Regions from separate parts of the Homo sapiens genome. Here all the other regions are linked to region 2. Evidence: chromatin loops called from intact Hi-C (ENCODE). Cell type or tissue: A673. All regions are shown on one strand.

Region 1 (2,500 bases), 500 kb after region 2:
ACATGTACACAAAGAAGTGAACAATAGACACACTGGGGCCTATGTGAGAGTGAAGGGTGGGAGGAGGGTGAGGATTTAAAAACTAGCTACCAGGTGCTATGCTGATTACCTGGGTGACAAAATTATCTGTATGCCAAACCCCCATGATAAACAATTTACCCTTGTTAACAAACCTACACATGTACCCCTTGAGCCTAAAATAAAAGGTGGAAAGAAAAAAACTAAAACAAAAATAAAATAAAATAAAAGTTGAAATTATAAAAATAACAACAACAAAAAAGAAGAGGGGTCAAACATTATAAAGAGATACAGAATACTGAAGAAGGAAATAGATTTAGCAATTAAACCACTGGTGACCATTGTAAAAGTAACTTCCATCAGATTGTCAAGCAGAGTTCAGATCTTCCAGTATAGTGCACATGTTAACACAAAGACAGGGACAATGCTTTCTAGAAGTTTGTGGGTGAAAGGAAGATGACAAGGAGGTGGAACATTATTAGGTTGGGTTGAGGGAGTCCAAGTTTTTTGCAGGCAGAAGGAACCAATAGAGAAAGAGTGAAGATTGAGACAGAAGTTACTGGACAGAACTAGGACACAGAGTTGGCAGGAGAGGTTTGGATGAGAAGCACAGGGAAAAGATTAGCTTTGGAGATAGTTGCTAAGGAAGAGAAGCAAGGAGAACATGGGCAGACTTAGAGCTGTGGAGGGGTGAAGCTGAGGATAACATGTTGGATCGCCTCAGTCTTCCCAGTGAAGTGAGATATGAGATCATCTGCTGAGGCTACAATTGGGGGATTAGGAGTAAAAATGATCTAGTGTAGCCTCTGACAGTTATTCATTCTCTGGCTCTGTATTTGAGGAAGACAGGACTTTCTCTAAACTAGCATTTGGAAATCCTCAAAGTAAATGCTCTAGTGATAAGGGCAGAATTGCATTGCTGGTTCCAACAACAATAAAACATTACATACCAAATAGCACAACTTTTCACACTGTATGGGGCAGTAAGCCATTTGTTCCGTGGCTTGAACTTTGATCCGCATATCTGAAACACCACCTACTGGTGGCTGCTTCCCTGGAATTTCATTGTAATATTCATGATCTTCTCTCTCCTCGGCATGGCTATCAATATGCACCTCCTCACTGTGAAGGAAAAAAGAATCCTCAAGAGGCTGGGCGAAAATTCAAATACTGTAAGGGATGCAAGGGGATCAGAACCAAGCAAATCATCCTGAAAAACTTTGCATTCATGTTTTCAGTTTATAGCTGTGCTTAAGTGATGTTAAACATTTGGATGGGAGCAGTCAGATGGTTGAGTTGTTTAGCTTTCTGTAGACAAAACGGGGTAAGCCAATAGAAAGTGCCAAGGGTGATGCTTTTGTGTCTCCTCCAGTGATAAAAATAATGATAATAACAATATATGAACTTCCTAAATGTAAGATATTTTTGTCATAAGATCATAAAAATACAAAGTATTCTTGAGTATCTCCAGCACACTTTGATTGTTCCATTTTGGAAAGTTTTGCCCAGATAAAATTTAAATATTGTTCTTCGGGTATAGGGCCTGTCCCAGTTTATTAAACCAAAATGAAAAAAAAAATAAGAGAGCTATGGCCAGCTATCTTGTCTGCACAGATCTGGAGGAGTACATGGGATTAACACAGAAATATTAGAACCATATGTGGCAAGTGGGTAGATTTATATAAACATGGAATTGTTTTTAAAATTGAAACAGGGCAAGACAAACAAACAGACTTTTCTTCCAAATTGGAATCAGGGAAAGTTTCTTACTAAAAAAAAAAAAAAAAACAAGAATAAATCAAGTCTATTTGGATTGAACTGATTCAACTGACAACTCACACAGTTTTGTTAGGTTCATTACATGTCAATAAAATGATAGCACTAAGACAGAAGTGCTATCCTGGGAAAAATTCAGCATCAAGGCCTCCTGGTAACACCCTCTCCTTTGCTACCCTAGACTACCTCATAAAAGGAGATCTCCAAACCTAGTATTTGTTGATACACAAAGTGACATACCAGAGGAAAATGCATTTTAAAGTACCCAAGAGTTTTGTTTCTCCGGCATGAATTGTGTGAGCCAGAGGCATCACTGCATTCCACACTTGGTGAGGTCTGACAGGCCTGAAAGGGTTCAGCTTTCATTGCAGACTTTCTGTGCCTTAGAACAACCAAATCCTTGGGTCCCACCGTGTTCCACTCTAACCACAGTTTAGCTGAAGCCTATCTATTTACATTGCAAACCAACTGACAGGAATTCCTACAAGAGACATTTGATTCTTATTTTGCTCTTTGTTCTTGCTGTGTTTTTTTTTTTAACTGATATGTAAAGGATCTGGGGTTGAAACAAATCTGAGAAGTTTATTGATGTTTATTATTTTGATTTCAATTAATTAATTCAAAGCTCTTTATAGTGCTAGAATAACAGAGATAATCTATTCTTACTTTTAGTGAGAAGGGATCTCTTTTAATCTTGTTACAAAGC
Region 2 (2,500 bases):
GAAGGGATGCTAGTTCTTCCATAGAAGTCAGATGGGAGTTTTATATAGTAGTGTGTGTGTCTGTGTGTGTGTGTGTGTGTGTGTGTGTGTGTGTGCTGTTATTAAAATGAAGAGTGACTCTGGAAGACTGGAAGACTTGGGGACAGCCAGACAGCTGGCCTTTGGGTTACAGTTGCATTTTCCAAGTTTCCTTTCCTTGCAAGGAAAGAAAATACTAAATTTAAACACCATCTTTCAATTTCTCAGTCAATAATTTCCTTTTCTGTCTCTTTCACAAATGCAGTTTCAAGACATCAATGCAAGGCATTTATTTTCTACGGCGCCTTTCAGAAACATGAAATCACTGAAGGAGCGTTGTTAAGCAATTCCAATCCCAATTAGGTTTGCAGCTGATGTCTACGTAGCCTTGTTTAAGTTACTATTCTTTAACAACTTGTGGTGTAACTAGCAAAAATTGTAAAAAGTGGACCTAGATTCTTGCAAAATTACCCTGTAGCGTTCTCAAGGTGGGGGAAAGAAAAATATGGACAACAATTGAACTAAATTTAATTTTATCAAGTTAATAATGCCTTTAAGATTATAGATAGGCCAGGCGCAGTGGCTCACGCCTATAATCCCAGCACTTTGGGAGGCCGAGGCAGGTGGATCACCTGAGATCAAGAGTTCAAGACCAGCCTGGCTAACATGGTGAAACCACATCTCTGCTAAAAATACAAAAAAATTAGCCAGGCATGGTGGCGGGCGCCTGTAATTCCAGCTACTTGGGAAGCTGAGGCAGGAGAATCACTTGAACCAGGGAGGCGGAGGTTGCAATAAGCTGAGATTGCGCTATTGCACTCCAGCCTGGGCAACAAGAGCAAAACTCCGTCTCAAAAAGCAAAACAAAACAAAAGATGATAGATAAACAGAGGAATTTGGGATTTGAAATGTCATCTTCTCTTAAGATGCATCTAGACAGTTGATAATTGCCCAAATAAGTTTAATATGGGATAGACTGCGAACTTTTTTTGCATGCAGATAGCATGAGTTATAGCTATTTCCTTATTTATATTCTAATAGAAAAAGAATTTTTCTTTGAGAAAAGAAAATGGCAACTTTACTATCTTTATCAGATGCGTTTCTGTCTTAAAAAAAGACCGAGGCTGTATGTGGGAAACAAAAATTATAACCAACATTAAGACAATATGTTGTTGAAAATACTGCTATCTAGAGGCCTTAGGAAATAGTATCTAGCAACCACTAGATGTCACTTGATGTTTGCTTTTTTGTAAAAGGTAGTTTTTTTGTTTTGTTTTTGTTTTTTCATAGTTTATCTGCAATTATAAGTCTACAATTCTCAATGGGTCCAAGCTGGCAGAAAACAAAATGCTGCAATATTTGAGTGAAAGCAGGCAAAAGTCATTAGATGAGAACAATGATTTTAACTTTAAATAAGATTTGGGTGGTTGCAGGGTTTGTATAATCTCTCCTGGCATTTGTAAGGACCAGAGAAGCCAGCAGCTTTGCCCTCCTGCTGTGTTTAAACAAAAATGGAAAATTGTAATGAACAGCTAGATTTTTCCTATCTTTCATTTTTTTCTTCCTCCTCCTTCCCCATTTTTAGGAGAATGTGACTTTTAAAATGATTGCCCTTTAATGAGGTTACTTGCAGCATTTTAAGATCAATCCTTCTTTGTTCAAATTTCTACCCACAAATCAAAACTGTTTTAATCTTCATTATCTCAGTAAAGCGCATGTGACAAAAGTAAATGGAGAAGACGTCTAGAAATGTTGTGAGGGTTCTCTGGGGTTATCCACTTCCTGTATTTGCTAAAACTCTAATAATCAGTTCCAGTAGAGACCATGTATCCTGGGGTTTTGTTTTGTGTAACAGCTATTTGTTTATTTTTTTTAACTGTCATTGTATTTTGGCTTCATGATGGTTAAATGAGTCTCCGTATTAAGTAAACCTCTCTGACCCTGCCTATTTCCTGTCTTGTCAAACCTTTCCTTGTAAGAATAACAGTGTTCTTTTATTTGGTAGTGTGCAGCATGATGTTTTTGGCATGGCCAACATTTTTGACTTGCAAAAATTTGTGACCTCAAGTGTGAGAGAAGTGAATGCTTTTTTCGGTACCTCATGGGGTCTCAATCTTAAAAAGTATCTTACGAAAGAATTATCAGCATGTTTATTTCCCAAACATCACAAATAAACAAATAGAAATAGCTTTTTTTAATAAGCTACTAAAAATATTAAACCAATGAATACTTGGTGAACATTTTGCTGCTACTAAACTTACATAATTTCTCAAACTGGCCTAGCTATATGAAGACACAGAGCTTTTATCATGTTCTGTCTAGTAATTCATATTTTTGAAAACATATTTTCAAACCAAAACACATTGTATGTGAGTGGAGTATGGCTATTCCAAGTCACAGAATGGAAGAAATATCTTTGTTGCCTCATCCTTATATACCTAGGTCTATTTAGTTCTGAAATGGATTCTATAAGATAAGAACC
Region 3 (2,500 bases), 440 kb after region 2:
TGAAAGGTAGCAAAGCAATTCTACAAAGACACAAATGCACTAGAGAAAAAAGTTGCATCTATGAGGTCTTTTAAAAGTAGCACCACTTGTTGTCTAGAATTATGCATCACTGCTTTAAGGAAAAAGACTACCCCCACATGTTACACAAGGAAAAATAAAACAAATCTTTTATACTTACATTAAGTAAAGACTCCTGAACAGAAAGAATATTTTCTTGTAAACCTTCAGTAAGGTTCAAGTACATAGCCTTAAAATTCAGGGGCGCCTTGACAGGGACATCTGAAGAGTACATTGTTTTCCCCGCACAAAAACAAAAAACTACATAATAATTCAGCAGTTATTGTAGCTTTGTGACACCACAAAATTGGCATCCACAGAGAAAAATTAATTTGAGTATAAGCAATCAGCTAATCAAAATGCTTCTGGATACATACATAAACATCAACTAGCAAAATCATCCCTATAGTATTCAGAGTCTTGCAAGATATTTTACATATATGCTAACATTTTAAAATTGATCTTCAAAAAATTTATCCATCAAGTTCTTTGGCATAGCTGGGTCATATTCCCTGGCTTCTGTAAGTTTCAGGGCAGAGAAAAGCTAAATGAAGTCCTCCTAAATAAGGCCATTCAGGAACAAAATTCCACCTCCAGTGTTTCCATTTCCCAGGATCAAAGTGTGCCCTCCTCATATACATTGTCAAATTGCCCTTTGGTCACTAACCTTGTGCAATAAAACACAAAATTGCCGTATCTAGATATGCATGTTACCAAATACAGAAATTTAGAAACTATAAATTTTCCTCATTAAAGATCTATCAAACTTCCAAATACAGATTCAAGAACAGAAATAACAATCCTTATAAGTGATAAGATTTAATACCACTCATTAATTTAAAATTCATCAGACTGCTTTTTGGCAGCAAGCAGCAATCTCAACAGGATATTACTGTGTATTAACCGAGTTTAAAAATTTAACAGATACCTTCCCTGTAAGAAAGATAATTTGCCACTCTAAGGCTTCAGTTGAAATAAATTCAGAATCATTCTATAAACTCCCCTCCTTTTCTACTTCATGTTTCTTTCTTAAAAAGAAAAAAAAAGAGAGCATTTTACTCAAAGAACTTTGTTAACAAAACACTTTGCAATAACCCATGTAGAACATACAAAAGCCTACATTCAGGGGCAAATGTAAAACAGAGAACATGTAAACCTTTTGTTAGGATTTTCAACTTAAATTAACTAAACAGATTATCTTCAGAGCCTATAATCCTCAATATTCATGAAGGCAAGAGGCCTCAAGTTACAAACCATACAATAATCTTCTCCCAAGAGAAAGGGTAGCAAATGGAATACCTAACGGTCATATTCCCTTTGAACAGGTGACCTCTTAGTACGCTTCTAAAAAGATTCTGATATTTTCAAATATGAATTATTAAATAATGCTTTCATGGATACACGCTAAATGTAAACAAATACTAGCTTTACAACTCCCTCTAGTGGAAACAAAATATCAAAATGCTTCCGCAATTACATCAAACAAGGCAGTTAAAAAGTGGAAGAAAGGCTATGCAATGGAAACCTTGCCTCTAAAATACATGATGCTGAGCTCAATGGAGCTTTATTATTCTATTAGAGAAGTACCACTATAAAAACCAAGTCAGTATTGCCAAGTGCAAGTTTCTATCTGCCACCTGCTACCTAAACCATCTACCTTTCTACTCAAGATCATTTTCAAATATGTCATCACTAAATGACCCGTCAACACTAAATGATCCATCATCAGCAAATATTATCTTGATATCATAGATTACCAAGTATTTCTGCCCCAAATCACCAGCTCCAGAATATATACACACATAAATAGATAATTTTACTATCTGGAACCAACAACAATCACAGAGCTACTTCTGGTGACACTGCAGAAAGTACATGTCTACTCCAGCTGACTGTGAGAGTCCAAAATGGCAATCTTGTTTAAGCTGTGGCTTTACCAACAACTGAGAGGCTTATAACAAGCATGCCTATTACAAAAAGACCTTTATCTGGGGCTGGGTGCAGTGGCTCACACCTGTAATCACAGCACTTTGGGAGGCCGAGGCAGTTGGATCACCTGAAGTCAGGAGTTCAAGACCAGCCTGGCCAACATGGCAAAACCCTGTCTCTACTAAAAATACAAAAAAAATTAGCCAGGCATGGTGGTGCATGCCTCTAATCCCAGCTACTTGGGAGGCTGAGGCAGGAGAATCGCTTGAACCCGGGAGGCAGCGTCAGCCAAGATCCCGTGATTGCACTCCAGCATGGGCAACAGAGCGAGACTCCATCTCAAAAAAAAAAAAAAAGAACTATATCTCTGTAATATCCAACTGTGCAATCACAAGTATAGAGACTTAGGTGAAAAGCATTTTTGCAAAGTCATATTGTTACATTATGAGTGAGTTAATACAAGAGCTTCTGAATTATTTTCTGGGACAGCTTTATAAAGAAAAGTTTGCTTTGG

What was found. Peaks named below come from ENCODE experiments on the same cell type or tissue, not always from the same donor. Only the 100,000 strongest peaks of a DNase experiment are listed, where the experiment ranks them.
Region 1: it touches region 2 in a loop (8-fold over the local background); 23 of 110 quality-filtered maps call a loop at or near these places.
Region 3: it touches region 2 in a loop (7-fold over the local background); 68 of 110 quality-filtered maps call a loop at or near these places.

The regions. Positions count from the first base shown.
Region 1 is chr15:48,854,985-48,857,484 of GRCh38, forward strand. SHC4 (SHC adaptor protein 4) reads right to left here. Exons shown (of 12, transcript NM_203349.4): 8 at 969-1,140. Among named protein-coding and RNA genes, the nearest start is that of EID1, 22 kb to the right of the region's middle. RefSeq lists a silencer at 568-862. In A673, CTCF peaks have their summits at 1,053 and 1,259; a DNase peak (open chromatin) is centred at 1,057.
Region 2 is chr15:48,357,081-48,359,580 of GRCh38, forward strand. No RefSeq gene overlaps it. Among named protein-coding and RNA genes, the nearest start is that of DUT-AS1, 26 kb to the left of the region's middle. In A673, CTCF peaks have their summits at 1,236 (motif pointing right) and 1,436; DNase peaks (open chromatin) are centred at 1,421 and 1,961; H3K4me3 peaks cover 884 bases; H3K27ac peaks cover 1,138 bases.
Region 3 is chr15:48,799,763-48,802,262 of GRCh38, forward strand. All of the region lies in intron 2 of CEP152 (centrosomal protein 152), which reads right to left. Among named protein-coding and RNA genes, the nearest start is that of CEP152, 10 kb to the right of the region's middle. In A673, a CTCF peak has its summit at 1,490 (motif pointing left); a DNase peak (open chromatin) is centred at 1,509; H3K4me3 peaks cover 644 bases; H3K27ac peaks cover 606 bases.